2 separate regions of the Homo sapiens genome follow, and region 2 is linked to region 1. A link is a loop called in an ENCODE intact Hi-C map of the cell type or tissue named here. Cell type or tissue: A673. All regions are shown on one strand. Links, peaks and the distances in the headings refer to the core of each region. The heading gives the core; the rest is flanking DNA. Region 1 holds the start of LINC01677 (long intergenic non-protein coding RNA 1677). Region 2 has its middle 240 kb from the start of LINC01677.

What was found. A loop is a pair of places that touch in the nucleus more often than their neighbours do. Peaks named below come from ENCODE experiments on the same cell type or tissue, not always from the same donor. Only the 100,000 strongest peaks of a DNase experiment are listed, where the experiment ranks them.
Region 2: a loop joins it to region 1, with 4 times the contacts of the local background. A loop is called at or near these places in 6 of 110 quality-filtered maps.

The regions. Positions count from the first base shown.
Region 1 is chr1:106,015,663-106,031,888 of GRCh38, forward strand. It overlaps LINC01677 (long intergenic non-protein coding RNA 1677), which reads right to left and starts at 12,591. Exons shown (of 6, transcript NR_146609.1): 1 at 12,144-12,591; 2 at 11,541-11,620; 3 at 7,420-7,550. It overlaps LOC124904595 (a long non-coding RNA gene), which reads left to right and starts at 12,485. Exons shown (of 2, transcript XR_007067036.1): 1 at 12,485-12,550; 2 at 12,807-12,922. In A673, for the core only: CTCF peaks have their summits at 6,810 (motif pointing right) and 7,010; a DNase peak (open chromatin) is centred at 6,829; H3K27ac peaks cover 1,591 bases.
Region 2 is chr1:106,262,130-106,278,355 of GRCh38, forward strand. No RefSeq gene overlaps it. Among named protein-coding and RNA genes, the nearest start is that of LINC01677, 240 kb to the left of the region's middle. In A673, for the core only: a CTCF peak has its summit at 6,159; a DNase peak (open chromatin) is centred at 6,142.

The DNA of each region.
Region 1 (16,226 bases), core at 3,613-11,612:
TTCTTTTAATTATCAACTTAAATAAATTAGAATTTTATAAATATATTATAACATTACAGATGAAGTTATTCATAATATAGCTAGGTAATGATCATAGAAAGCATTTCTACATAGAAATTTTACAATAAAAATGCCACATACCAACATAATTAATATGACTGTTGATATTTTTAAAGAATTCTTAATTCATTGAACTTGAAAAAAATGTATGACTTTTTATCTATATTCTTATTTTTAAACCTGTAATTTACATAAAGTTCTCTTCATTCTCTCTTCCATAAGGTAAAATACAATTTTGTTTACATGAAAGGGGAGAATGTGCATATTTTTAAAAAATCTGCCATCAATATCTTTAAAATAAAGTTCTAATAAAGTAGGTATATGAGAACCCTATGATAATTATGTAAACAAAGTGCTTATATATGTAATAGAATTGTATATGTAATTATATGTAAAATATAATTATGTATCTCAAAGTGTTGGTATTATATCTATGAGCAATCATACGTGGCCCAAAATCATTGTTTTAGTAAATTTCAGTGAGTGACAACAGGTATACAACTTAATGAAATCAGAAAAACAATTCATAAAAAACAAGAGAAATTTTAGAAATAAATAGAAATCATAAAAAGAAGCAAACAGAAATTCTGAAGCTAAATAATACAATGAGTAAAATTTAAAAAGCAGTAGACAACATCAACAGCAATCTGAAATATTCTGTGAATTCAAACAGGCATTTGAAAACAATCACCAGAGGAGAAAAAAGACAAAATAGAATGCAAGAGAATAAAGAAAGCCTGTGGAATTTATGGGACTCCATCTAGAGAGTTAACATTTGTGTTATAGGAGTGAGATAGGGTAAGAGAGAGAAAAAGAGATAAAGAGCTTTTAACAATGGCTGAAAACTTCCCAAAGCTGAGGAGAGATACATGCATCCCGGTACATGAATCTCAATGGTCCAAACAGGTTCAACCCCAAGAAAACTTTACCAAGACATAGCATAGTCACACTTTCAAAAACTAAAGATAAACAGAGACTCTTGAAAGCAACAAATGATTTTTTTCTCACATACAATTTTTTTGTCTTTTTTTACAGTTTTTTATTCAAAGTATATTTTATCTGATATAAGTATAGCTCTCTTTGGTTTCTATTTGCATGGAATTTATTTTCTATCCATTTACTTTCTGCCTCCATGTGCTCCTAAAGTAATTCTCTTGTAGCGAGCACAGAGTTGGGTCTGACATTTTAAAATTGAGCTACTGGTTTTCTTTTGACTTACATTTAAACTAATCATTGATAGGTAAAGACTTACTGTTTCAATTTTATTAATTGTTTTCTGGCTGTTTTGTACATCCTTTGTTCCTCTTGCTAGATTATTTTGTGATTTGATAATTTTCTATGGTGGTATGCTTTAATTCCTTTCTATAACTTTAATGTATATATTATAGTTTATATATATGTTATATATATTATTACATATTATATATTATTATATATTACCTATTATATATATATTATTATATATTTATATATCTATTATAGTTTATATATAGTTTATATATACGTTTATGTTCCCCATAAGGCTGTCAGTGGAATCTTTCAGCAAGAAACTTTGTAGCCCAGGAGAAAGAAGAATGCTACATTCCAAATTCTGGGGAAAAAAAAAAAGCATGCAACTAATAATACTATCTTTACTGGGCAGGGCTGTGCATGAAAAATAAATAAAACTAAAGACCTTCCCAGAGAGAGATAAAGCTGAGAGAACTCATCATCACTAGACCTGTCTTGCAAGAAATACTAAAGGCAGTTCTTCAAGCTGAATTAAAAGGATGCTATTAGTAGCATGAATATATATAAAACATAAAACTGGAAATCATCCTTCTCAGTAAACTATCGCAAGAACAAAAAACCAAACACGGCATATTCTCACTCATAGGTGGGAACTGAACAATGAGATCACATGGACACAGGAAGGGGAATATCACACTCTGGGGACTGTTGTGGGGGGGTGGGAGGAGGGAGGGATAGCATCGGGAGATATACCTAATGCTAGATGACGAGTTAGTGGGTGCAGCGCACCAGCATGGCACATGTATATATATGTAACTAACCTGCACAATGTGCACATGTACCCTAAAACTTAAAAGTATAATAAAAAAAAAAAACATAAAACTCACTGGTACACAGGTAAAATTAAGTAGGTATTCAAATGTTAAAGACTCTAATACTATAATAGTGGTGTGAAAATAACTTACATCTTCAGTACAAAGGTTAAAAAACAAAAATATTAAAAATAACTATAACTCCAATAATTTGTTCATGAATAAACAATATGAAAATGTAAATAGTATCAAAAATATAAAATATGTGTGGGGAAGAAAGTTGTAAAGTTATTGTATGTGATCAAAGTTAGGTTGTTACCAGCTTAAAATATAAGATGTTCTGGTAAGCCTCATAGTAAATACGGAGAAAAGAACTATAATATATACATAAATGTTATAGAAAGGAATTAAAGCATAGCACCATAGAAAACGATCAAATCACAAAATAATCTAGCAAGAGGAACAAAGGATGTACAAAACAGTCAGAAAACAATAAAATTGAAACAGTAAGTCTTTACCTATCAATGATTAGTTTAAATGTAAATCAAAAGAAACTCAGTAGTTCAATTTTAAAATGTCAGACCCAACTCTATGCTCTCTACAAGAGAATTACTTTAAGAGCACACAGAGGCAGAAAGTAAATGGATATAAAAAAAAATGCCATGGAAATAGAAACCAAAAAGAGCTATACTTTTATATCAGATAAAACGTACTTTAAATTAAAAAACTGTAAAACAAGACAAAAACCCTTATTATATAATAATAGAAGTCAACTCTTTAAGAAGATATAACAATTGTAAAAATATGTGCTCCCAACATTTAAACAGTTAAGCATATAAAACAAATACTAATAGATGTGAAGGGAGAAATAGCAGTAAAACAATAGTAGAGTACTTCAATTACCGACTTTAAACAAAAATAGATGAGTCATCTGGAAAGAAATTGAACAAGAAAACATTGGACTGAAAGTATACCTTGACCAAATGGACCAACAGATATATACAGGAAATTTCATCTAGCAACAGCAGTACATACATTCTCCTCAAGTGCATATGGAACATTCTCCAGGATAGACCACGTATTAGGCTACAAAATATGTCCTAACAAATTTAAGAAGATTGAAGTCAAATTAAATATCTTATCATTATGACTCTGGTATGAAATGAGAAATCAATAACAAGAAGAACCTGGAAAATTTACAAATATGTGTAAGTTAAACAGCATTTCCTGATAAAATGATATATCAAAAAATAAAAACTTAAAAAATATTTTGAGACAAATATAAATGGAAACAAACTTTATTAGAGTTTATGACAGCAATTCTAAGATATAAATTTATTACAATAAATACCTATATAAAAATAACAAATACACAATCTAACACTACTTTTCCTCAAGGAATTAGAGAAGAAGGAACAACTAAGCCCTAAGTTAGTAGTCAAAATGAAATAATGAATATCAAAGCAGAAAAAAAATAAAATTGAGACTATGGGAAAGTGGAAAATATCGATGAAATTAAAAGATGGATTTTTAAAAACACATAAACAAGATCAACAAACCTTTAGCCAGACTAATACAAAAAGAGTAAAGACTGAATAAATAAAATCACAAATAAAAAGGAGATATTACAACTGATACCATAGAAATACAAAGGATCATAAGAGGCTACAATGGAAAATTGTATACCTGCAATTAAGACAGCCTGTAAGAATGGATAAATTCCTAAAATCATATCTCTACTGAGACTGAATCACAAAGAAATAGAAAATCTGCTCTGATCCTTAAGTAAGGAAACTGAATAAGTAATATCAAATATGCATCAGAGAAAATCCTAGGACCTGATGACTAGCTGGTAAGTTCGAACACACATTTACAAAAGAATTAACCAATCCTTCTCATACTCTTTCAAAAAATTAAAGACAGAGTACTTCCAAACTCATTAGTCCAACATCACTCTGACTCCAAAGCCAGACAAAAACATTACAAGAAAAGAAAATTCCAGGCTAACATTTCTGATGAACATCGATGGAAAAATCTCCAACAAAATATTAGCAAACCAAATTCAACAGCACATTAACAGAATCATTTGCCAAGATCAAATGAAATTTATCCCTGGTACGCAAAGATGATTTAATATATGCAAATCAATAAATATGATAAATCACAATGACAGAACGAAGAACAAAGTTACATAATCATTTCAATATATGCAGAAAATATTTGGATAAATTCAACATGCTTTTATGGTAAAAACTCTCAATAATTTAGGTTTAGAAAGAGTGTACCTCAACACAATAAAGGCCATATATGACAAACCCACAGCTAACCTTATACTCAGAAGTGAAAAGTAGAAAGCTATTCCTCTAAGATCTGGAACCACACAAGGACTCCCACTCTTGCTACTTCTACTTAACTTTGTACTGGAAGTTCTAGCCAGAGCAATTAGGAGAGAAATGAATAAATAAAAGGCATCTACATCAGAAAGGAAGAAGTAAAATTATCCCTGTATGTAGATGGCATAATTTTATATGTAGAAACCCAAAAAGACTCCACCAAAACACCTGTTAGAACTTATAAGGAAATCCAGTAAATTTGCAGGATAACCAATATATAAAATATAGTTGCATTTTATAAGCTAATAATGAACTATTCAAGAATTAAGAAAACAATCCCATTTATAATATCATTAAAAGAATAAAATACTTAAGAATAAACGTAGTCAATACAATGAACTAAAAATTATAAAATATGGATGAAAGAACAAAAAGTTTGTGTACAGCAAAAGAAACCACTGACAAAATGGAAAGTCAACTTATGGAATGGGAAAAATATTTGCCAACCTTATACCTGATAAGGAGTTAATATCTAAAATATTTAAGGAGCTCATACACCTCCATAGCAAAAAGCCAGATAACCCCATCATAAAATGAGCAATGGATCCAAATAGACATTTTTCCATTTTCCAAAGAAGACATAGAAATGGCCAACAGGTATCAAAGCACTCAATAAAACTAATTATAAAGAAAATGCAAATCAAAACCACAATGAGAAATAACCTCCTGCAGTAATCTTCCCTGCAATAGGTGAGGAAAACACTTTATGTAAGTCAATATCACCCAGGCTTAGCATTCATTACTTAGAGGGCTTCTTAAACTGCAGATTTCTGAATCCCTCCCCTTGTTTCTATGAATTAGTCTGTCTGGGTTGGTACCAGGGAATTTGAATTTTTAACAAGTTCCTAAGTTATTATTTTATTTTTAAAACACAAATTTATTATTTTACAGTTCTGCATGTCAGAAGTCTAAAATGAGTCAGCAGGACTGTGTTCCTTTTGGAGGCTCTTGGGGAGACTCTGTTGCCTTACTTTTTTTTCAGTAGAAGGCATAGTGGCTACTTGCATTCTTTGGTTCATTAATTACCCCATTTTCAAAGCACAGTGTCTCCTAATATCTCTGTCTCTCTCTCTCCCTCTCTCTCTCTCTTTCTCTCACACACACACAGACACACACATGCACACACACACACACACATGCACACCCTCTCTCATACCCTCTCTTTTTCACTCTCACTCCTGCTTCTGTCATCACATCTCCTTCTCCGATTCTGACCCTCCTGCCCTTCTCTTGTAAGGATCATTGTGATTACACTGAGCCCACCAGGACAATCTTTCGAAGTCCTTAACTTTTGATATGTACTGTAATGAATTCAGAGATTCTCAGAGTGAGGACATGGATATAACACAGTTTTGAAATATTATATTTGTAGGTACAGAGGTAAATTGGAAGCAAAACTAAAAAATGTTTTCCATTTAGCTCTGACTTTTAGTGAAACAAGCAACTACAAAACCTTGGCAAAGTCAGTAGACACATTTGAACATTTACTTTGTTGTAATAGAGGGATTGATCTAGTTATTTCTAAAATATCTAATAATTCTTCATGTTGTGATTATGTAACTAGAGGCTACCTCTGATTTTTTATGACAGTCATAGGTAAAAATAGATGTTGAGTTTTAAAATACAGATAGCACAAAATTCAGAATTAAAAAAAATCAGTACATAAGTATAGTTTCTTTCATGAATAAATTGTATAATTAATTATGCTACGTTTGTCTAAAAGTATTATCCTTCTTTTAGGAAAAAACATGGGATAAAATATAGTTTAGATGATACCTAGCATATAATCAGGCATGTAGAGATCTCAGGATTTAAAAAGAAATATCAAATGAAGTGCAATAAATTGTGTTTTTTGTATAGATCCTTCGAGTCGTATCTCAGAAAAGAGAGAAATGGCTTATCCAATATTTAAGCAGAGACAAATGGCATATGAAGAGGACTTATCAGGGCAGTGGAGAGAATTGGTGATGAAAATTGGTAGGGGGTGAGTAAAACAAGTTTGAGACTTTGTAAATTTTTCCCTAGATTGTGGATTTCTAATCAAAATTCAAATGGAAAAAGGATTCCATCAAAGAATCTAATTCAACATTGGTAATACCATTCACAAGGAGAAACACAGTGACACTTTTCATTTACTAAAATTTGTTTTACTAAATTTCTTAGGGGGATGAATCTACTAAACAACATTCAAGGCTGTTAGTTTAATCATGTCTGTTTATTAATGCAGAATACATGGTTTCAGTGTTTCTATTCAAATATATGTCAATGTGAACTTTGCTGTAACAGCAAACTGGTGTTTTCAGTATATTTTAAAATTTATTAATCACCACTAGAGGGCAGGGTTATTTCTCAATATTAGTTCCCTTATTGATGAAATTAACAAAATAATTACATCATACTTATATTTCTGTTAACTTTTTTGAAAGACAATTTCTATATGACGATATTTTTGGGTTAATCTTATTCTAATGATTTCTTAAGATGTCCTTTTAAAAAAATCTCAAATTCTATCCTACTTCACAAATTCTCTTAAATATATTAAACATTTAAAAAATTCATAGTCAATGGACAGATACCATTTTGAACTTAACTGTGAAACCTTGTCCCTACTAAAAATACAAAAAATAAGTATACAGGAAAACGATACAAGAGTGAAATTACAATATATTAAATATTAAATGTATATTAAATTATATGTAACATATTAAATATAAATAATACTGTTAAAATATTATTTTGAATTCAACATGGCATTTTTTAAAAATTACTGGCCATTTTGTTAGGCCCCAAGAATAAAAATGATAAGACAGTCTGTTTTAGATATGATTCTGTTTTAGAAATCTTTTACTTCCCTTTGCAGAACGAAATTATGTGCTTCTGTACTTCCAACTCAGATTGTAAAATATTATGTTAGAATTACTCACATGCGCTATCCCCTCTCTGGACTTGTGAACTCCTTAGGCACTGATTCAAGATTGTGTCAACACTTTATCCCAGAATGCAGACTTGACCTGCCATATAGTAGATAAATACTCAGTAGAAATTGGTGGCTATACTATAATGATGGTAGAAAAAAAAACAATGAAAATTTAATTATTTACTATGATAATACCTTACTGTGTTTTATTTTATCTTGCTCAATTTCATATCAATATAATATTGATTTTAAAACGATATATGAGCTGGGTGGGGTGGCTCACGCCTGTAATCCCAGCACTTTGGGAGGCTGATGTGGGCAGATCACTTGAGGCCAGGAGTTTGAGACCAGCCTAGCCAGCGTGGTGAAACCTCATAACTACTAAAAATACAAAAATTAGCTGGGCATGTGGCACATGCCTGTAATCCCAACCATTTAGGAGGCTGAGGCAGGAGAATCGCTTGAACGCAGGAGGTGAAGTTTGCAGTGAGCCGAGATCACACCACTGCACTCCAGCCTGGATGACAGAGTGAGACTCCATCTCAAAAAAAAAAAAAAAAAAAATGTATGGAGAAGAGTGAACCAACAATAACTTGATTATCAATTAAGGTGGATTCAGTAAGCATTTCTTGAGGACCTAATATGTTCCTTGTATTATGCTCAGTGGTGGGCATAACAAATTGAATAAAAAGTTTATGCCTTTAAAGGACCAGTGAATGGAAAAGCAGATACAACTGATAATTCTAATCTTTGTAATTAAACATCTTGGCCAACTTATAATTGGTCTTCAGGTTGACTAAGGTAGAAATGTCAAGAAATGTCAAGTTTGGGGCAGAATATGGAGAAAAGGGACCCCTATTACACTATTGGTGGGAATGTAAATTAGTACAGCTAAAATGGAAAACAGTAAAGAGGGCCTCAGAAAACTAAAAATATAACTACCACATAATCTAACAATGCCACTACTGAGTATATATCAAAAAGAGATGATATCGGTTTATATTTTAAAATGCAGAGTCTTCAGAAACTAAACTTTTCTCCCACATATTTATGTTAATGTTCAGCTTTATACTGATTTATCAAAATTATAGACAATTAATATGAAGATGCATTAGAAGTAGTAGTCCATAATGATTACTCTAAACAGGAAAGGAAGTAAAAATTAATGGGACTAAGCAGATTGGGAAAAAACATATCAGTGGATTAAGAATGCAAAACTTTCTTATTAAAGGAGTAGTAATGTATATGGAAAATAACAAAAGGACAAGGAAAGATAAAATAGTATAATTAGAGAGAGAATGAGACTTTGTGTTTCAATGTTAATCAGCTATCTGATTAAAAGAAGAAAAAAGTACTTATCATTGCTACCAGGATATTCCATGGAGTAAGAGCTACCTTCTGAGAGTGACTTAGATCTGTCTGCTCACATTTATATAAGCACTTTATTCTCACTTTCCATTTTACCACATTGTTTACCACCAGCAAGAATTAAAACTGATGTATATCCTCAGGGACTTGCTATCTTAAAGTGTGGGTATCTATCTATCTATCTATCTATCTATCTATCTATCATCATCTATGTTTTATACTTATATAAGATATGTTTACTGATATATAATTAATTATATGTATATGAGACAATCTTGATAAGACACTCAGTTTCTTTACTTCTTATGCATTCTCCCATTGTAAAAATGAAATGATTACTTCTCTGAATTTTGCAACCCTTCTTATTGTTTGCAAACACTGAGAATGATTGGCAATGTCCTTGAGTAACTTTACTAATACAGGAGGGTAAATATTTAGAGCAATATATAGGGATTTAGTCTGTGATCCCCATTCTTGTAAAGTAATATAAATATTTACAGTGCATTTATCCCACAGTGTCTGTCCTAGGAGTGAATATAACGAAACAATAAAAACTATTTTTTAAAAAATAGTTATCTGCAGCCTTCACTCTACTTACATTTAAATTTGTGACTTAAATAACACAATGTAGAAGATATTAAGGCTTCCTAACATCTCAGAATTCAGTAAAACATAATCAGTCTAAATATGGCCAACACTCCCGAATGAGAGATAAATATGAAATTAGGGCTATGAGTAATTTATAAATAGTTTGAAGAAAAAATGTACATTTTTTAAAAGCCCAAGTGGAAAAATAGAAAAGTGGTTAATTATATTTCTTCACCTTATTCCCATAAGTGTAGAGAGTCAAGTCAGCATGACAAATTTAACATTTTTTATTAATACAATATGTCATATACTCTGCTAGCGTAAAAATGCAAGTAAATTGACCTTAAACCATCCTGAAGATTTAAGGTCCATCGGAAGTTTTAAAGTAAGAAGATTTAAGGTAAATCAATCTGAAGTATCAGATTAGTAGAAGAGTAAGATGTTGTAGCATAACCTCTGTTTTAAGGCTAACAAAATTATATCATTTTTGCTTTCTCTCTGTTTTATTCACAGTACTGATTTGAAAAAAATTAAAAAGCTCTGATTTTGAATATAAGGAAACAACATCTTCTCAGAAACTAGCTAAGACACTGATATTACTCTTCTTGCTATGAACTTATCTGCTCTTGAAAATATTTCTGGTTCCCCAACTTGGCTGTGTTGGTATCAGTTCCATTAGGTTAAAAACAAAGCAAAACAAAACAACAACAACAATAAAAAAAACTCTCATAAAAGTTGCTTGCAGTAGTATGTTCTGTAGAGTATTTCACCTTGCTTGGTCTGGTTCAAGGAGCAAAATGGGAATCCTATCCTACCAAATGCCTTTCCAACTCACTCATAGAGAAGCCTCTTCTGTGCATTAATCCACTATGTGCTCATCACTACTGTTGACCTTGAAGAGGTTAAAATATGCTATTCTGGCATATTGGCTATTTAAGTTTAAAGTGGTTTAAAAAACAATACGTACAAAAGATCACTTTGACCTCTGTGCTGTCTCTCAAAAGCAGAAGATAAAATTCCCATGTGAAAGACGCCCTCCCTTTACTAGAAAGATGCAAAATCTTTATATTCAAGGATGAGAAGTCAAAACTAAAAACTATGTAAAGATCTTGTTAAAATACCTCTTGTCTTTTAAGCCTCCCACATGATTTAGTTGCTTCTTCGCAACTAACTATTCTTTGTCCAATTCAGTGTTTAAGTAACTGACCCTAACTGCCTCTTTGGGTCTTTATTTCCTTATGAGAGCTTCCATGCCCTGTAAAATTTGTATTACACTTTTATCTTGTTAATCTATCTAATGTCAATTTAATTCTCAGATCCAGCTGAAACCCCAAGGGGACGAAGGTGGAATTTTTTGCCCCTAGACCTACTCTTTGCACCATATTATATTTGTTTATATAGCTACTTTCCCCACTAGACAGTAAATTCCTTAATATAGGGAGTATGTCTTAAATATATGTATCCCTAATACCTTACACTATTTTTGACACCAAATTCTCCTCGAAATAAATCTTTGACTATTTAAATAATTTTCACCAAGGTTTATATGTATTCATAACCCTATCCTGAATGTGTTAGAAAACATGGCTTAGTTAAGAACTTGCATTTATATGAAAATTAACATTCCATTGAATAAATCTAATTGTCTCTTGTTTGACACTGAAGACTATCTAAATAAAATTCCAAGCCATTCTATACTGTTGTAATTCAGGTTTTACATAGTCAATTATCACATAAAACAGTTTTGCACAACTAACTCTCATGGGATTTCAATTTTCAAAATGTTAACCAGAGATACCACTTTAGTTTTCCAGTGAAATGATCCATGGCATAAAATGTGTGTGTGCATTTACATGTGTGTGTGCATGTTTCGCCCAGACAGAATTATACATAATATTTAAATTAATAAAAAAACAGCATATTTCTCTTCCAATAACAGAATAGGGAGAAAATGTTATAAAAGTTAACTTATTACAAAACTATTTATTTACTAGGAGAGAAAAACGTAAATACATCAAATAGACACACCTATTTTTTAGCTTTAGAGAAATGAGTTAGGGGCCAGGTATAGGGCACTGAAACTGCCTAAGCCAGTAAAGAGACTACCATGTGATTTAGCATAAAACACAAACATACCTACTCACCAGACATTGCTTTGTAAACAGTACTTACCGCTAAAAGAAACTAGGACTCCCTGAAGAAATGGTTGATTCCCAGGTGACGGCAGGGAAATTTCAGATGAGCCTAAACATCTTATTATATTAAGCCAGAAAGTAGAAATTCCTTTATTTTTCAGATATAAAGAATACTGTTTTAAAGAATCATAGGTAGGTATCAAAAGGGCACAGGGCCTAGCTTAAAGGAGATTACATTTCATTAAATCTGGGACAGTGTGGACATCAAAATAAATACAGAGTAATGAATTATGGCATAGAATAAAGCAAGAATCCATGAGTCTATACTTATGTGAAAAGGTAACAAATCTTTTGTAAGAAATGGGACATTGACCTAGTCTCAAAATATCTCCCCACTAACGCTTACTAATTATAAGACTTAAAAAATGAGTAGAGAAGCCTATCAAACACCACTTTAATTGAGCATTAAAGTGAATATTACCAAGTAATAGAACAAGTAGAATTTGTGCCTCCAGCAGATAGGAATGTCTGGGAACACAGCATCACTCCTGTAGTATTCCTTACAAAGATGCCTAGTCTGAATGTAATAAAAAAAATTTAGGCAAATCTAAATATAATGACATTTTGTATAATAACTGACCTGTAGTCTTCCAAAGCACTAAAGTCATGAAAGACGGTGTGAGGAGCTATTCCAGATCAAAAGAGGTTAAAAAATAAATGCAACACTTATTTTTGAACTGGATCTTTTTGGTATAAGGAATATTTGATAGGATGGAGGGTAGTTGGCAAAACTTGAATGGGGTTTGAGGATTAGATGTTTGCAATATATTTTTCTATTAATAGTTTTTTATTTCTGTATATGTGGTCCACTCTCAGCCTAGTGGCAGAAAGCCATAATGACTTCATAATGCTCATAAATCCTGTGGGTTAAGAAATTGAAAAGGACTCAGTGGAAATAATCTGATTCTGTTCCATGATACTGGGGGCTTCAGCTGAAAAAGCTTGCGGGCTGAAAGCAGGAATCCTCTGAAGGCTTGCGAAGTACAGGTCTAGTGGTTGAACTTGGACCTAAATAATGGACCTAAAGTATTTAGGCTGTTGGCTTAGAACCCAGAACTCACTTCAGAATCTCCACATTGTTACATGGGCTTCCTCACAGCATAGTGACTGCATCTCAATAGCGAGTGTATTAGGAGAATCAGCTAAAATTCTTTAAACTATTTATGCATTAGCCTCATAAGTCTCAGAGCCTTCCCAGATTCAAGAACAGGAAATAAAGACCTTCTCACCTTTCCTTTTCCAGGTCAAAACCACACATTTGATAGCAGGAGGATGAAACTCACTTTGTAATAAGAGCATGCAAGACAGAAGGGAGATTGAGTTGCAGTTGTTTTTAGAAAATAAAATCTGTAAATCAAATACTGCCTGTTCTCACTTATTAAGTAGGAGTTAAAAAATGGGTGTACATGCACACAGAGGTGAAACAATAGATAATGGAGACTCCAAAAGGAAGGAAGGAGGGAGGCGGAAGGGAAGGGTTAAAAAACTACTTATTGGGCACAATGATTATTATTTGAGTGATGGGTTCAATAGAAGCCACACTCCAAAATTAGGCAATATACCTATGTAACAAACTTGCACATGTACTCCCTGAATCTAAAATAATTTTTAAAAACAAAATAAAATAAAATTTCTGTCATTTGTAATTATAATTATTTTGAGAGTGGTGCTGTGGCTTTGTAAGATAGTGACCTCATATGTAGGAAGTCCATACTTAAATATTCATGGTCAATGAGGCATTATGTTGACCACTTACCCACAAATAGTTCAGAAAAAAAAAATGGAAATGTCTTTTTCTTACATACTTTTGTAAGTTTTTAATTGTTTTAAAACAAAAAAGTACAACAAATAAATAGCTAAAAATATAAATGGAGGTTATCAGGAGGACCTGATTTACATTACTTTGCAAAATAGAAATCGAGAAAGTCAGGTAAGAATACACCTGCATGTGTGTTAAGCTACAACCTGAGGCTGTGAATATAAGGCTTTAGTTAAATATGAACATTTGAATCAGATGCTCAAAGGTAATCAGCCATAGACATATCCTGTTTCTTACTTCACCTTCACCAGGGTATTTAGAAATTCATGGAATAATTTTTTATTTTCACAGTAAATGGGAGGCACTGTTGGAATTTAGTGGGAACTGTAATGGCAAATATCCCGTTCTTGGTACATCAAGAATTGTGTATCCAACATGATGCTACTAACACTTCCTTCAAAATAAACTGCTGGTATGCATAAGTGAATTAAGCAGGAGAGTTACATAAATATATCGTAAACAAGTAGAATAATATTCTTTAGAACAGTAGAAATAAAATATAACATTGTTTTATATGATGTGAGATAATGCATTAATAATGGAAATAGAATTACAACTGATAATTGGATTATCTAGTCTCAAAAGGTAGAGTTTGGTATCACAGATATTTTTGTTGCCACAGTGATATTAGTTGTGTAAGACACTAAAGACACAGGTTTTATGGACAGATCTGGTCCATATTACTTACTGGTTAGTAACCTTGGACAAATTACTTACATTCTTCAAGCTGTCTTTTTATTTTTCTGTAAAACAGGACTAATAGTCTATAGTATTCTTGGGAGACAATGAACCTAAAGTATTTAGCACAATAAATTCTTCATATTTAATAGAGGCCAGGCCTTGTGGCTCAGGGCTAAAATCCCACCACTTTGAGAGGCTGAGGTGGACAGATTGCTTGAGCCCAGGAGTTCAAAATCAGCCTAGGCAACATGATGAAATCTTGTCACTACAAAAAATACAAAAATTAACCAGATGTGGAAGCACACCCCTGTAGTACCAGCTACTTGGGAGGCTGAAGCAGGAGAATCACATGAGCCAGAGAGGTTGAGGCTGCAATAAGCCATGATCACACCACTGCATTCCAGCCTGGGCAACCCAGTGAGACCCCATCTCAAAAACAACAACAGAAAACTATTTTGTACATAGCAAACATTAATAATGATAGTATTGCTAGTGTTGGTGGTAACAAAGATTGTAGGAATAGTAAATAGAAGACTTTCTAAGTTTCATCTACCAAGGGGAATTTCACTATTATTGTCTAAACATTTCAGAGTATTCCTAAAGGGGGAAATTCGGAGTAGGATTTCAGCTTCTACTTCCAGTAGAAACTTTAAAAGAATTCATGTAAAGAAAGAAAATTCTTTTTATCTATTTCACAGAGAACATATTGAAGTTTTAAATTTAATGTAAATGCAGGAAAGATTGAAGAAAGTATTTTTCAGGTTAGAAAGACAGAATTGAAGAATCACACATCAAATCTATCTTCCTAGGTATAATGTTTATATTACTTTAAATTCCCAAGTGAGGCTGGATGCGGTGGCTCACGCCTGTAATCCCAGCACTTTGGGAGGCCAAGGTGGGTGGATCACGAGGTCAGGAGATCGAGACCATCTTGGCCAACACGGTGAAACCCCATCTCTACTAAAAAATAAAAATAAAAAAATAATTAGCCGGGCATGGTGGTGGGCGCCTGTAGTCCGAGCTACTCAGGAGGCTGAGGCAGGAGAATGGCGTGAACCCGGGAGGCGGAGCTTGCAGTGAGCTGAGATCGTGCCACTGCACTCCAGCCTGGGCGTGGGAGTGAGACTCCGTCTCAAAAAAAAAAAAAAAAATTCCGAAGTGAAAAGGAAATTATAATTGATATCAGAATATACTTTTTATCCTCCAGAGCTGGACTGTCCGGTGGAAATATAATGAGAGCCATATATTTAATTTTAACTTTAGTAGTATTTACATAAAAAGTAAAGTTAAAAAGATGAAGCTAATTTTAACATTTTGTTTAACCCAACATAATCAAATTATTTCAACATGTAACAGATATTTAAAATTATTGAGTTTTTAAAATATTCTTTCTTTTGGAATGTCTTTAAAATCGAATGTGTATTTTACACTTAGCTATGTCTCAGTTGGACTAACTGCATTTCAAAAGTGCTCAATAGCCACGTATTTTGTGTGGCTGCTATATATAACATATATATAACATATTATATATGTATATATATAAAACATATGTATAACATATTATATATGTGTATATAAATCATATATATAACATTATATATAACATTATAAATAATTATAACATATTATAAATAAACATATATATAACATAATTTTTTTTAGTTATTTCTGTTATCCACATATTTGGGGAATATATTGTATCAAATAAACTTTTTTAAGCCAGTCATTTAATTTGAATACATATGAATAAAACAAATTTTTTTTCAATCTTAGAACCCTTGGAATTGTATATCTCTACAAATTTGAAAAAAAATATTATTTTATCAGTGCCTAATTGTTTTCATCTCCATTAGCCTTAGTAGTCTCCCAAGCATTGTGTGTCTGCGTGTGTGTGTGTGTGTGTGTGTGTGTGTGACCACTCTGGATTCTATATCATCTTCCTCTCTGAATGACTAACACTTTAGTTTTACTTCCAACTTTAAAACCAAATGAAATTTAGTACTTCAATTTTTCTCTGTGGCTTCTAACATATTTCTTCTGTTCTGAACCAGTGGAGAATAACGACAGGCAGTAGAATTTCTCTATGCCCTAAACCATCCTCACTTATTCTGCTTACTGCATCAGAGATTCCCTAACTGAAGTCTCACATGTTCCCTAGAAATT
Region 2 (16,226 bases), core at 2,892-10,891, 250 kb after region 1:
AAGTATCTATAAGGGCCATTAGTTCTAGAGTCCAGTTTAAGTCTAGAGATTTTTTTATTGTTGATGGTTTTTTTGCCTTGATAATCTGTGTAATGCTGTCAGTAGGTTGTTCATGTTTCGCACTATTATTGTATTGCTGTCTATGTCTTTTCCTAGGTCTAATAGTATATTTCTATGAATCTGTGTGCTTTGGTGTTGAGTGCATATATACTTTAAATTTTTACATCTTCTTGTTGAATTCATATTTTTATCATTATATAATGACCTTCTTTGATACTCTTTTACTGTTGTTGATTTAAAGTCTATTTTATCTGACATAACGATAGGTAGTCCTGCTTGCTTTTGGTTTCAATTTATGAGGAACATTTATTTCCACCCCCTTATGTTGAGTCTGTGAATGTCTTTACCCCTAAGTTGAGTTTCTTGTAAGCAACATATGGTTTAGTCTTTTGTAAAAATTATTTTTGCTAATCTTTATCTTTTAAATGGAGTATTTAGTCAATTTACTTTGAAGTTAATACAGATATGTGATGTTTTGTTTCTGTCTTAATGTTAATTATTATCTAGTTGCTTTGCAGTCTCAACTGTGTAATTGCTTTCCAGGATCTGTGAGTTTTATATTTTCATGTGCTTGTATAATGGCAAGTTATTCTACTTTTGTTTCTAGGTTTACAACGCTTTTGAGCATGTCTTATAGAACCAGTCTAGTTATGACACATTCCCTGAGTGCTTGCTTATCTGGGATAGGCCTTATTTCTTCTTCATTTATGAAGCTTAGTTTCATTTATGAAAAATTCATGGCTAGCATTTTTTTTTTCCTTTAAGAGCTGAAAAGAAGATCTCAATCTCTTCTCATTGGTAAAGTTTTTGCTGAGAAGTTTGCTCTTAGTCAATGGGATTTACTTTACAAGTGATTTCTTGCTGCATTTAGAAATTTTTTCTTCACATTAACTTTGGAGATGGATGACTATTTGCCTTAATGAGATTTGTCTTGCAAAGTATCTCTGAGATGTTTTCTGTGTTTCTTTTTTCTAGAAGTTAATTATCTAGCAAGACCAGGGATGTTTTCCTGAATTCTTTTCTCAAATGAGTTTTCCAAACTCTTACGTTTTCTTCTTCTCTCCCAGAAATGCCTATAACTCAGAGGTTTAGTCTCTTTACATAATCTCATATTTCTCAGAGGCATTGTCTATTTTTAAATTTTCTTTATTTTTGTCTGAGGGGGGCTTATTCTTAAATTATTTGTTCTGCTTGTTCTAGACTGTGGTAAATCTTTCAATTGCATTTTACAACTGCTTCAGTGAATTTTTTGTTTTCAGAAGTTCTGTTTCTTTAGAATACCTAACTTTTTAAAGTATATTCTCATTCATATCCTGAATTGTTTTTTCTATTTTTTGTGTGTGTTAGTTTTACCTTTCTCTTGGATCTCATTAAGCTTTCTTACAATCCGCGTTTGAAATTGTCATCTGTCATTTCAGAATATTCAGTTTGGTTAGAATCCATTGCTAGAGTGCTAGTGTAGTCCTTTTGGAATGTATAAACACTCTATTTTTTCGTACTGCCATAATTTCTACATGAATTCCTTCTTATATGGAGAAGCTGTCACTTCTTGTTTTGAATTCACTTTCATTGGGTTGGACTTTCTGTTTTCTTTGAGGGTATGACTATGATGTGTGTTGTGTATAGTCATTTAACTTTGATTCTGGCTGCTTTCAGGGAACCAAGTCTCTGTTGAGATTTTTGGTCATAGATAGCTTTTGTGCAGTGGCTTTCTCACATGTTGATTATGGTAGCAATTTACTGGGCATATGACCAGGCTCACTGCCTTCTGCAATACTGGGATTACAGATGTCTCCAGAAGCTTATCTCATCCTGCAGCACTATGCCTATCTTTCTGCATGTTTTTACTTGATCAGTTTAATCTCTAGTCCAGTGGGTGCATCTCTAAGTAAGAGCAACCTGGGCAGAAGCAACTGAGTATGTGCTTGATCCTTGTTTACGGGAAGGAGCTCTATGTTATCACATGGGATTTGCTGGTCGGTAGGATGTCCATTGCCCTGAGTTCCCAGCTCAGCCCTGGAGTAGGGAGCCAAAAGTGGAGACAGCTGGACTGCCAAGCTCATCCTAAGATAACCCAGTGAAGACTGGATCCACCTTCTCTGATAAGGGTAGCAGAGAGAGCTCATGGTATAATGTGCCATTATTTCACCAGTGGGAGTGTAGACATTGCACCAGATCCACATCCTGGGAAAGCAGAAACATGATTAATTTCCTTAACATAACCCTGTGGCAAGGCTCATAACTTTCTGTTCAAATGGAAATTTTCATTTATCTGTAGGCCACAATTTAACTGAGGGCCATGGAAAATGTTTATCCTGTAGCTACAACTGAATTGGCCTTGGGAAAGAACCTCTTCCCTCAGCCCAATACACTTAGCTTCATGGGTCACTGGTACTCTACTGTAGTAATTCTGCTGCCCTTTGTAGGAAGGGAGATGGACCACATCCTTCATGCAAGCCCAGGCTGGTAGAGACACTATCAGTGGGACTGTAGCTGTGCCCAATTACTCTGGAATTGGCATCCCAATGCACACCAGCACCCACTCCCCACATGAACAGCCGTGGCTGCATTTGTAGCAGTGTCAGGGGGGCAGTAGGAGAAATTCCCCTCTCCACATCGGTTTCCAGGCACCAGTGTCACCTAGCCACTGAGACAGAACCACACTCCTCCCCTATAGAGCTTCACACTCCACCCGTGTCTCTGTAGGGTGAGGGCACAGTCACCTTCTGCTCACAAGCAGGGAGCTCTTGGGTACAGAGTGTACAATCTAGTTTCTTTTTCTTAAGGGGCACTTTGGCAATTTGTGTTCTCCCTTCCCCCAGGGGTATCTTGCCCTGCAAGTTAGACCTCCAGAAATCTCACAGTTCCCTAGGATCCTACCAGTCCTTTGCGGTTGCCACAGTCTGAATGGATTGTGGGGAATGTTTACATGGGATCTAGTGGTGTGTGGATACAAGGGATGAGACTCTCTGGAAAGGATAGAGGCCCACAGCAGCTGTACAACTGGCATTGTGCCTCCACTCTGGTCTGGGGAGAGGATGAGGAAGACTGCACAGCTGGTTCTGCTCCCAAGTTCCCAAATCCCTTCCCACAGGGATTGCAAGGGAACTCTCCAACAGCTGAGAAGTCAGCACTGTGACACAAGGGTGAGGGGAGCAAAAACACCCCTACCTACCTTTTCCATGAGACTCCAAATTCCTTGGGAGTTGATCTCTGCCAAACTCTTGCTTCCTTCTTCTACTGCATCCAGCTTCCTCTTGTGGGTTCTTCAATAGATTCCTCACTCATCCCTCAGTATCTCACTTGGACCATGGTTACTTACCTGTAATTTTGGTTCTTCTTTCTGAGGAGAACTGGTGTGCATTGCCTCTCGTCAGCCATGTTAATGGAAAACAAACAAACAAACAACAACAAAGAAACAGAATTGTTTCTTAAATGTATAAAAAACTCAACAGAAACAAAATTATAACTTGGCTGTCATGTTTTCCTTTCTAACAGTTAAATGTTTCTTTTTTAAGCTTTATGCTGTGAAAAGTAGTGGATGAGGAAAGAGTATAACCAGGAAATTAAATAATGGAACTGGTTTGAATGGTACTTGAGTAACACTCCAGATGAAAAATGTATTTCTTCATCTTTTTGCTCGTATTCTTGCTTTAGTTCTGTTTTTTCTCCATTATATAGCTTTCATCTGAAATTGTTAAAGTCAAAATAATAGGACCACTGATATATCCAAGACTTTTTAACACATATAGCCACTTTATACTAAGAAATTCTCAGATATTCTGGAATCAGTAGAAAGCCTGAAATAACTAATACAACAAAATTTCATTGCCTGATGTATGCCTCAAGGACAGAATGGATATTATTCAGCAAGTCCAAGCAGACACGAATGGATGCTCTCATAAACAAAATGCTGGAGGCTAGCTACATCATCTCCAACTTTATTTTCCAAGTTTTTCCTTTGCTGTTCTAGACAAGGCACATTAAAAGATGTATCACCTTTCTGGAACGTCAGAGAGGGTAGTGATTACAACGAGGGAACAGGTTAATCAGCAGAATTTATATGTTTGTATCTATATTCTCATTTTTTCCCTCTCCTTTTCTTTCTCCTCTCTCCCTCTTTTATATTTTAAGTCTGCTCATCAGTAAATTTATTGTGACCTGGCTTTCTAGTCTTCTCCTATTTCATTCAAAAGCAAAAACTATACAGTTGGGGAATCAGGAAAGCCAAATACACACATACACACATACACACACACACACACACACACACACACACATTTTTATTTAAAGATGAGAAACATTCTTGTCTACTACAATGAAAGATATTTTTATTTATTGTCATAAACAACAGTTTTGCTATAATATTTAAATGCAGAAACCATTTATTGCGTATATTTTATATCTTAAACACTGTATGTAATATATAGATAGATAAGAGAGTTTATCCTTATCTTCATGGAATCTGCAATTTAATAGGGATAACAAGACACTTATTCTCCCTGTTCCCCCCAAAATTAAAGGAAATATGATAAATATTTGCTCTTGGAAAAAAATAAACATAACACTAAAAATTTTAAAGGAGACAACATTGTGGGGACTCAGAAAATAAAAATAAGAAAAACAAGACATGAAGAAGGAATTTGAGTAAAACTCTGAGGAGCTAAATTGAGATTATATTAAGAGATAATAAAAGGACAAAAGTAGGAAATAAACAAGTATATATGGAAGGCAGCTAGTAGTCTGGTTTCACTGACGAGTAAGGGAGGAGTGGTATGGTGATTAGGGATGAGTAAGTGCTGGGTATGAAAGGCCTTGAGCTTTAGGCAGGAGGCTGGTATCAAATTTATTCATGGTCATTGGAAGCAGGATGCAGTACATATTTTTCGGGGCCCAGTACAACATAAAAATGAAGAGATCCTTGTTTAAAAGTTATTAGGAATTCCAAATGGCTACAGCAGAACATTAATCCGTGTGTAGGTCCCTTCTATGCATGAAGCCCTATGGGATGCATAGGTCACATGTCCATGAGCCAGCCCTGCTGGTCAGTCATTGCTTTTGAATGTTAGAGAAAATGATAGAAAGTTGTGCTTAAGAAAAATAGGTCTAGCAGAATTGTTCAATATAAACTGGAAAGAAGGGGAATAGGAAAAGGAAAACAATTAGTAGATACTAGAATCATAGAGAAAAGTTGTAGCCTGACTATTTCAAATAAAAGGTAATAAAATGATTATCATATATAATGAAAGGAAAAAATCATCCATAATAGTTGGCAAATTACAACTAGCTAAAAAGACAAAGAAGAGCACTGAATCAAAGATGCGTCCACATTTCATGTTTTAAAAGAATAGGAGAGAAAGTAAAAATATCAAGACAGCAAAATCACAAAGAAGAGCTGATTTGTGGGAATATTGGGAGAATGCTAATCTTAATTGTGAGATGCTGAAGTACAACTAGATAGAAAAATATATGGTGCAGATGAGGATATAGGCTCAGCTATCAGAAAAATTTTATGAGAGAAAGAGATAAAGACTTTCAAGTTACATAACACAAAAGAAGAAGTGGCTTTCTTCTTTAAGATAAATTGTTCAAATAATTAATTCTTACAATCATGGGAAAAAATTATTCTCAGATTATTTCATATCCTGATTTTTTCATCTTAGACTTGCCTGGGTTGTCTTCTATACGAAGGTCAGAATTGAAGGTGTGAAGATGAATGAGATAAATAGTGAAGAGATATCTGAGTGAAAAAATAAACTCTAACCTTGAACATACTAATACTCAAGAGTAGGAGAGAGAAAATGACATGATGAAGAATATTTTAAAAGAAAAAATAGAAAAGTAAAGGGTCACTGAAGTAATTGGTGGAAAAACTTCCAAAATGCATATGTATGGAGAAAAAACATGCCCAATGCTATATGAAGGTCAAGAGAATATAGTCTCATAAGAAGCTCATAAATTTGGTAAGTAGGTTGCTGGCACTGATGTGTAAGCTAGAAGTTCCAGGGACAGTGTGGAAACAGCAAACAGATTGAGAAAGATAATCGTGGGAGTGTGAGACGTGTCAAGCCTACATTGTGCAGTGCGGAGGTGACTCCTAGTGGGGGTTGGACACATTGAACAATAGGGAATGACAAGGAAGTGAGAGATTCCGTGAACAATGATAAAAATGTAGTCCGGCCTTGAAAGGGAAACAAGTAAGTGTAGATTCAGATAAAATGGGAGAAAATAAGTGAGTTCAACAATTGAAGATATGAAGATCTTGATATTAAAGACTGTTTTATGAGTAAGATAAGAAGGAGGAAAGAAGAGAGAATATTGAAGATAATATGATAAAAGTCAGAATTTCCAGTTTTTGTGACTGTAGGGAAAAAACATAATGCATTTCAAATTTTATATTTTTAATTAATAAATAATATTTTATGTATGTATGGGGTATATGTGAGTATTTCTGACATGTGTATGTAATGGTCATGTCAGGGCATTTGAGGTATCTGTCACCTTGAGCATTTATCTTTTTTTTTTTTTCTTTTTGAGACAGGGTCTTACTCTGTTACCCAGACTAGAGTACAGTGGCATGATCATAGCTCATTGCAGCCTTGAACTCCTGGCCTCAAATGATCCCCCTGCCTCAGCCTCCCAAGTAATTTGTTACTTGGGAGTCACATGTTACCACTACTGGCTAATTTTTTATTTATATTTTCTTGTGGAGACAGGATCTCACTATGTTACCCCAGCTGGTCTGAACTCCTGGCCTCAAGTGATTCTCCTGCCTCAGCATCTCAAAGTGCTCAGAGGCATGAGTCACTGCACCTAGCCTCATTTATCATTATTATGTGTTGGGAACATTTCAAATTAGCTAATAATTTAAATATAAAGCACACTATTGTCTACTATAGTCACCCTACTCTGCTATGGAACTTTAGAAATAATTCCTTCTATATAATTGTATATTTGTACCCATTAACCAGTTTCTCATCATCATCACCTCCTATATACACACACCTCCTATCCTGTAGTACCAATGATTCCACTCTCTACCTACACGAGATCAACTTTTTTGGCTCCTACTTATGAGTAAGAGCGTGCCATATTTCTATTTTTTTTTAATCTGGCTTATTTCACATAAAACAATGATCTCTGCTTCCATCCATGTTGCTGCAGATAACATGGTTTAATTCTTTTTTATGGATGAATAGTATTTCATTGTGTATATATACTACATTTTATTTTTCCATTTGCCATTGATGGATACTTAGCTTTATTCCATCCCTTTGGCATTGTGGCTTTGCAATAAAAATAGAAGTGCAGGTAATCCTCTGATACACCGATTTCTTTTCCCTTGAATAAATATGAACTAGTGGGATTGTGGATCATTTGGTAGTTCTATTTTTTTACATTTTGAGAAATATCCATACCGTTCTCCATACTGTCTATACTAACTTATGTTTTTGCCAACATTGTGTAACAGCTCCCTTTTCCACATTCTCTCCAGCATCTCCTGTGTTTTTATGTTTTCTTTTGTTTTGTTTTGTTTTGTTTTTCGGCTTTTTGTATTTTTAATAATAGCCATCCTGAGAGGGGTACGATGACATTTCATTTTGGTTTTGATTTGCATTTCCCTGAGGATTAGCGATGTTGAGCATTTTTACATATACCTGTTGCCATTTGTATATCTTCTTTAGAGAAATATTTATTCATGTCCTTTGCTCACTTTTAAATGAAAACAAAAAAAATTTGTTTTATTTTGTTTTTATTATTGAATTGTTTGTGTTCTTTTTTTTCTAAATATTACTTCCTTGTCAGATGAATAGTTTGCAAATATTTTCATCCATTCAACAGATAGTCACTCCATTTTGCTGATGGTTTGCTTTTGTTGTGCAGAAGCTTTTTCATTTAATATGGCCCCATTTGTCTATTTTTACTCTCGTTATCTGTGTATTTGAAGTCTTAGCCATAAAATCTTTGCCTAAACCACTGCCCTGAAGTGTTTTCCTCAGTTGTTTTTTTTCTGTTAGTCTTATAGTTCCATGACTTATTTTTAAGTTTTTAATCCACCTTGAGTTGATTTTTGTATGCCATGGGAGATAGGGGTCAAGTTTTATTCTTCTGCATATGAGTATCCAGTGTGCCCAGCCTGACATATTAAAGAGGGTATCGTTTACCCAAAGTATGTTCTTGGCACCTTTGTCAAACATCATTTGTCTACCATTACATGGATTTATTTCTGGATTCTCTATTTTCTTCCATTGGTCTATGTGTCTGTTTTTATGCCAATACCATACTGTTTTGGTTACTATAGCCTTGTAATATATTTTGAAGTTGGTTAGTTAGATGCCTTTAGATTTCTTCTTTTGTCTTGCTTTGGCTATGTGAAATCTTTTTTGGTTTTATATAAATCTTATGATCTCTTTTTTTTTAATTCTATGAAAACTGCTATTGATATTTTGATAGGTATTGTATTGCATCTGGAGGTTGCTTTGGGCAGTATGGTCATTTCAATGATATTAATTCTACCGATCCATGAGCATGGGATGTTTTTTCATTTGTTTGTGCCCTCTTGGATTTCTTTCATCAGTGTTTTCTGATTTGTGTGTGTGTGTGTGTGTGTGTGTGTGTGTGTGTGTGTGTGTGTGCAGATCTTTCACCTGCTTGGTTTCATTTGTTCCTAGGTATATATGGGTTGTTTTGTGTATGTAATTGTAAATGAGACTGGCTTATTTGCTTCCTGATGGGTTTATTATTGGTGTGTAGAAGTGTAATTTATTTCTGTATGTTGATTGATATATATTTGCATGTTGTTGTTTTGGTATTAGAGTATCATAGAATGAGTTATGGGGAGTTCCCTCCTCTTCAATTTCTTGGAATTATTTGAGGATAATTCATGTTAGCTCTTCTTCGATAGTTTAGTAGAATTCAGGAGTGAAAACATCAGGTCTTGGACTTTTCTTTGTTGGGAGACTATTATTGCTTAGATCTCATCACTTGTCATTGGACTGCTGAGGTTTTCTATTTCTTTCTGGTTCAATCTTGGTAGATTGTATGTTTCTAAGAATTTATCCATTTCCTCTAGGTTTTCCAGTTTGTTAGGGTATAGTTGTTCATAATAGTCTCTGGTGATACTTTGTATTTCTATGATCTCAGTTGTAATGTATCCTTTTTCATTTCTGATTTTGTTTATTTGGTTCTCTTTTTTGCCTTGTTGGTTTAACTAGCTGTTTATTGATTTTAAAAAGCGATTTTTTATTTCATTTTTTTCTTAGTCGCTTGCTTTATTTTGCTCTGAACTGTATTATTTCTTTTGTTTTATTAATTTTGGGTTTTGTTTGTTCTTGTTTTTCTACTTTCTTGTGGTTCACCTTTGGATTGTTTATTTGAAATGGTATTACTTTCTTGGTAGAGGTGTTTATTGATATAAACTTCCTGGTTATCACTGCTTTTGCTATGCTGCATAGGTTCTAGTATGTTGCCTTTTGGTTTTCATTTGTTTCAAGAATATTTTTTATTTGCTTCTTAATTAATTTCTATACCCAATGTTATTCAATAGCATGTTGTTTAATTTCCATGTATTTTTAAGTTTCAAAGTTCATCTTGCTGTTTATTTCCAGTTTTATTCCATTGTTGTTGATATTTGTTTTGTGTCCTAATATATGGTCCATCCTGGAGAATATTCCATGTGCTGATGAGAATAATGTGTATTCTATCACTGTTGGATAAAATGTTCTGTAAATGTCTGTTAGGTTCATTTAATCTAATGTGCAGTTTAAGTCCATTTCTTTGCTAATTTTATATCTAGAAGATGTGTCTAATGGTGGGAGTGAGACGCTGAAGTTCACAACTATGATTTTATTTGAATCTATGTTTCCCTAATAATATTTGCTTTGTCTCTCTAGGTGCTCTAGTGTTGGGTACATAAATGTTTAGCATTGTTATATCCTCATGCTGAATTGATCCTTTTATCATTATATAATGAACTTTTTTGTTTATTTTTACTAGTTTTGATGCTCTGTATTCTTAACTGAGGCCAAAATAAATTCTTGTGATATGTTTTGTTTTTCTTATTCTTAGAAAATTTGAGTCTGGGGTTAAAGTACTGTTATATTTTTACTTTATTACTTTTATATAACAGACTTTAGTTTAGCTCTTGAAACTTTAGCTTTCTGGATTTTTTCTTTTTACTTTAAGTTCTACACAAAAGAGTTGTATTGTGATTCTTTGCTCCTAAACTATTTAAAGGAATTATATTTAGCACGTATTCTCTGCAATCTGAGAGCTAATGATGCAGCTCTTCACTTTCACTGTCTCATTTAAATCTCAATGCCATAAAAAACAGGAAGTGTTGGGTTACTAGGAAGGTAGAAATAAAACAAATCTCTATTTTTTTAATGTTATAGTTGCATTATAATAAATCAGAGTTGAGAATTTACTGTGTATGCAGACTAGTTCAGATAAAGAGCCAGGATTATCTTGGCTATTTCACTGAGCTTATGAACTATATACACACCCTTGATTCTGACTGGGACAGACAGATATTTTGCATTCTTCCACATTCACTATAGGAAAACGGTTTGGATAATGTTGCTTCCATGTGGTCAAGGTCATATAAGGTTGCTAAAATACATGATGTAATCAATAATGCGCTAAGGGCATTTGAGGAATATTTCCCTATTTTTGTTTGTTCTAGGTATTAGGGATGACATATATAAAAATTGTTTAAAATAAAAAAAAGTTATTCCTTGGTTTTGTCTAGGATTCATTTTTTCCTTCTTTTGCTTTGCCCCTTATCCCAACAGTACTCTATGGAATGTGATTATAATTACTGTGAAGTGCAATAAGCAATAATTTACTTTTCTGGGTCTACCTTTAGATGTTGAACTCTGATAGGAAGATCTCTGTCCTAGTGATATTGGTGTCAATAATTCCCAACACAGTGCCTAAATTAAAATACACCCTCAACATTCACTTGTTAAGTTAATTGTAAATGTATATACGTGTCCCAAATTTTGTGAAATAAAGAGGTACATTATCCAATTTCTCCCAGACTTAAAACAAAACTCCCTACCATAGGAATACAAATAGGAATTTGTAAGTTGTTCCATGCACAGATGATGGAATATTTATTCTATCATGCACAGATGATGGAACCACTATTTATTGTATCTTCAATAAATAATGGTTATATTATGGAGACATTCACAAATATTTAGGTTTATCACAGGTAACAAATAGTCCTGAATCAAAGGTCTTCACAAATAGTCCCTATTTACGAACCCTTCAAGTTCCACAAATATGAAAACTTTAAAGCAAAGGCATAGAACATCCTGATACTCTGTGAAATTAGACAAAGTAGGATCATTATAATTTATGAAAAAGAAGTGGAGGTTGGAATCTTCTCTCCATCCCAGGTTCATCCCAGTAACATTTTCTTCCCTGTATCTTCTCTCAAGAATCTTTCTATGCCACTGTTTATGCATCTGGAAATATGAAGAAAAAATAGCCAGCCTAATGGTAGGTGCATCTGTCAAAACTATTTAAGTGAACCTAGTTATGAATCACTTTATTTTGAATATTTTTGCAGAATAATAAACCATAGAATTTGCCACTTTAGTTAAATTAAAAGAAATTACATTTGTTATTTAAATCAAAAAACACACACACACACACAAAAAACAGAGTTGCTTGTTTCAAGTGTACATGGAGCTTCCATTGGTCCTGTTTCAGTAACATCAAGATATAGAAACTTCCCTTCAAAAAGGAATAAGAGTTTGTCAAAATAAGATATCTTAGGATGTTCTTACACTATAGGGCTTTTGACCTATTCAGTGTACTTTAATAACTTGTTTCTAAAAGTGTTTTTACTAATGACCAATTTAGTATTACCCTCAGAAATTTTTGTTTTTCTCCCAATTTCACTCAGTACTCATGATTAATTTATATTTTACTGGCCATAAATGATTTCAATTGGTTCTAGCAATAAAACCTTTCTTATGAGTTTATAAATTTGAACATTATGTGTTTTATTTCTAGACAGTTACTTTGGCCATTATGCACAATTTATAAACAAATAACAGATTTCTCTGCAGGTAAGTAGCAAATATGACTATATTTAGAAACCAGATTACATGTGTAAAGTTCATTATGAAAATGATTGAATTTCTAACTCATTTATTGCAAGAAAAAATAGTAATATTGTACTTTTAAAAAACAGCAGATGATTTACAAAAATGAACGTTTTATATATAGCTAAGTTATATGCCTTTTAAATTTAAAAAAATGACTATATACAAATTCAATAGTACCTAACAGAACAAAAGAACAGAAATACAATCTTTCATGGATATTATTGAGAATAACTCATATTTGCATGTTGAAATTATAAGAAATATTATATAGTTGCCATAATTTTTTAAGATGACGGTATGTGGACAAGAGAAAATAGGCAGTAGATGGCCAAGACTTTATAATATAACAACACAGGGCAAGAAAAAAATGTTTGTTTATCCCTACTTTAAATCATTATATTTTCCATCTAAAATAACTAAACACAAATAAAATACTCAAAACAATTCCATTTTATCCAAATTTCTAGATATGTAAAATTATATTTTTAATCAGGATCAGTATACTTTTTGAAAGTTATAGTTTTAGAATTATCAAAGAGCAGTATAGTAGAAGTTATAATGACCACTGTAGAAACATCGTTTACTGTTGCTTGTGTCTTTGGACAATCTTAGGAAGATGTTACTGGAGTCAATAACAGCTAAGTCTAAAAGCCAGGCTTGAATCTTTACAATCCCATGATTAGCTCGGTGATCTCTAAATACCACTAAATCTCAGTTTTCTCATCTGCAACATCAACATATAATTATCATCTTTGTTATTATTTGGGAAGATGGAGTCAGATTAAATGATAAAACCTTTTAGCAATGAACAATAATGCACAGTTAATAAATAGTGGTTTATTATAGAGAACTTTACAAATATTCAGGTTTATCACAGGTAACAAGTAGTTCTGGATCAAAGGTCTTCATAGGCTCTATAATGTTACTTCAGTCTAGTGAAACTATATCTAATATGCCCATTTAATACCGCAGTATCTAAATACAGGAATTTGAATGAGCTTGAAATGCTAAGCAAACACAGCAGACATCCTTGAAATGTTTTTGTTTTGTCATTTTTTTACTTTATGTTTTCCAATAGAAAGTTACAAATATAGTATATAAAATCTTGTATATCTTACAACCAGCTTACCCCAATGGTTATATCTCATAAAATTATAATATAATAGCAAAACCAGAAAACTGACATTGTTACAACCCTTATAAATAAATTATATAACGTAATCGTTTTTCTTCATTTTTAGTATCTTTCATTTGTGTGTGTACATATATGTACATATGTAGCTTTATGCAATTTTAAATCACGCATAGTTTTGTGTGACCAATGCTGCAATCAAGATGCAGAAAAGTTATACCACCACAATATTGGTAAGGGTCTTCTAGAGGACGGTAAAAATACACACATGCACACACGCACACACATGCACACACCCACACACACACACACCACACACAGAGTCATGCTCCACATAACAATGTTTCAGTCAACAATGGACCTAGTAGAGGACAACGGTTCTATAAGATTGTATTACTGTATTTTTACCACACGTTTTCCATGTTTAGATATACAAATACTTGCCAGTGTGCTACAATTGCCTAGAGTATTCAGTACAGTAATATGCTGTATAGGTTTGTAGCCTAGGAGCAATAGGCTATACCATATATCCTAGGTGTGTAGAAGTCTGCACCATCTAGATTGAGTAAGTACACTTCATATTGTTAGTACAGTGATGGAATCAACTAGACCCCCTTCTCAGATTGTAGTCCCATTGTTAAGTGATATGGCTGTATCTCCAGAGAATAGGACAATACAAATCTCTTTATAGATAAACAGATTTATTATAAGTAATTGGCTTAGAAAACTGTGGAGGCGAGAAAGTCCCAAGATCTGTAAGGTGAGCTGGCAAGCTAGAGGCTGAGGGGATCTGAATTGTTTAGCTCTAGTCTGAGTCTAAAGGCCCAAGGATCAAAAAAAGCTGACAGTGTGGTTCTCTCTGAAGGCCAGCAAACTCAAGACTTAGGAACTGCTGATGTATTTGTGCAAAGCGTTGTGGAGAAAACTGATGTTTGTGCAAGGGAAGTCAGTCAAGATACAATTATTTCTTACCCAGGGTAGAATCAGCCAATTTCTATTAATATATTCAGCTAATTCAGTGAGGTCCATTCGCAATAGGGAGGGCCATCTATGTTACTCATTCTATCAATTTAAAAGTTAATCTTATTCAAAGCACCCTCACAGACACAACCAGAGTAGTATTTGAACAAATAACTAGAGACTCTGTGACCCAGTCAACTTGGCACATAAAATTAACCAACCCAACCACAAATAAACCTCCTTGTACTTCTATATTTGCACCCACCTACTTATCCACCTCCCATCCATGCCCCTTGGCAAGCACTAATCTGGTTTTCATTTTCATAGTTCTACTATGTTGATGACATTTAAAAAAAATAGGAGCTCAAATACAGTGTAAAATTATTTTGAGAATTTTTAAAACTAAGCATTATGCTCTTGAGACCCATTCAGATTGTTGCACTCATCAACAGTTCAACACACTTTGTTGTTTTCTGTTTTCTTCTATTGTATGGTATTCCATTGCACAATTCATCTATGGAATGACATTTGAGTTGTTTCTACTTTCAAATTATTATAAATAAAGCTACTATGAACATTTGTGTATAGGATTTTATGTGAACATAACTTTTCATTTCTCTGGGATAACTGCCCAAGAGTGTGATTGCTGAGTCATATGGAAAATGCTTACTGAGATTTAAAAGAAACTGCCAACTATTTTCCAGACTGGCTGTAACCATTTTACTTTTCCACCAGCAATGTAATAAGATTCAGCTTCTCTGCATCGTCATCATCATTTGGTATTATCACTGCCTCTTAGTCCATCTGCATTCCTGTAAAGGAATACCTGGGGCTGGGTAATTTATAAAGAAAAAAAGTTTCATTTGGCTCACAGTTCTGCAGGCTGTACTAGAAGCACAGCACCAGCTTCTGCTTCTTATGAAAACTTCAGGAAGCTTTCAATTATAGCATAAGGGGATGGGAGCCCCATGTGTCACATGGTAAGAGAGGGAGCAAGAGAAAGAGAGGAGTGAGGTGACAGGCTTTTTTTTACAACCATGGGAAGCTAAGATCTTATAGGAACTAATAGTGAGAACTCACTCCTTACCATGAAAATAGTACCAAGACATTCATGAGGGATGTGACTCCATAACTCAAACACCTCCAACTTGGCCCCACCTTCAACAATGGGGATCATATTTCAACATGAAATTTGGAGGGGACAAATATCTACAGTATATTATTCTGATCCTACCCCACCAAATTTCATGCCCTTCTCGCATTGCAAAATACAGTCACCCCTTCCCAATAATCCCCCAAAGTCTTAACTTGTTTCAACATCCACTTAACAGCCCAAAGTATGAAGTATCATATGAAACTCAAGACAATTTTCTTAGAACCAAGGAGCACTTAAAAGCTTCTAGGCTATTTACGTGCTTCTGAAGTTGGGAGTTCAGACAGCTGAGTTCATCATTTTCTTTCATCACTTTGTCTAGTGATGTTGGGAGCGGCCAATCAACTTTATTATAGTCCTCAGTTATCCACAAATGTTTAAAAGCGTCATGTACAGAGTAACTAAACTTCTTGTCTTTTAAAAATGATGAATCAGCAGTATCTAATGCATTTACTTTGTGGAGCGCTATAGATAGTTCACACCAAGGACTATCAGTGCTCTCCATACTATTAGAAGTAGAGTTTTCAGTATTTTTAGGTCTAATCAGATTAGAAAGCCAATTCCAGAAACCTCAAAACCAATTTAAAAAATTCACCCTTAACTAGGGGGATGGTGCTAAGCTGTTATAAACTACCTGCATGATCCAATTACCTCTCACCAGGCCCCAACTTCAATATGCGGGATTACAATTTAACATGAGATTTGGGTGGGACAGAGAGCGAAACCATATAATAAGGTTCTCCAGAAAGACAAAAACCAATAGAACATTTACATATATATATACACACACACACACACT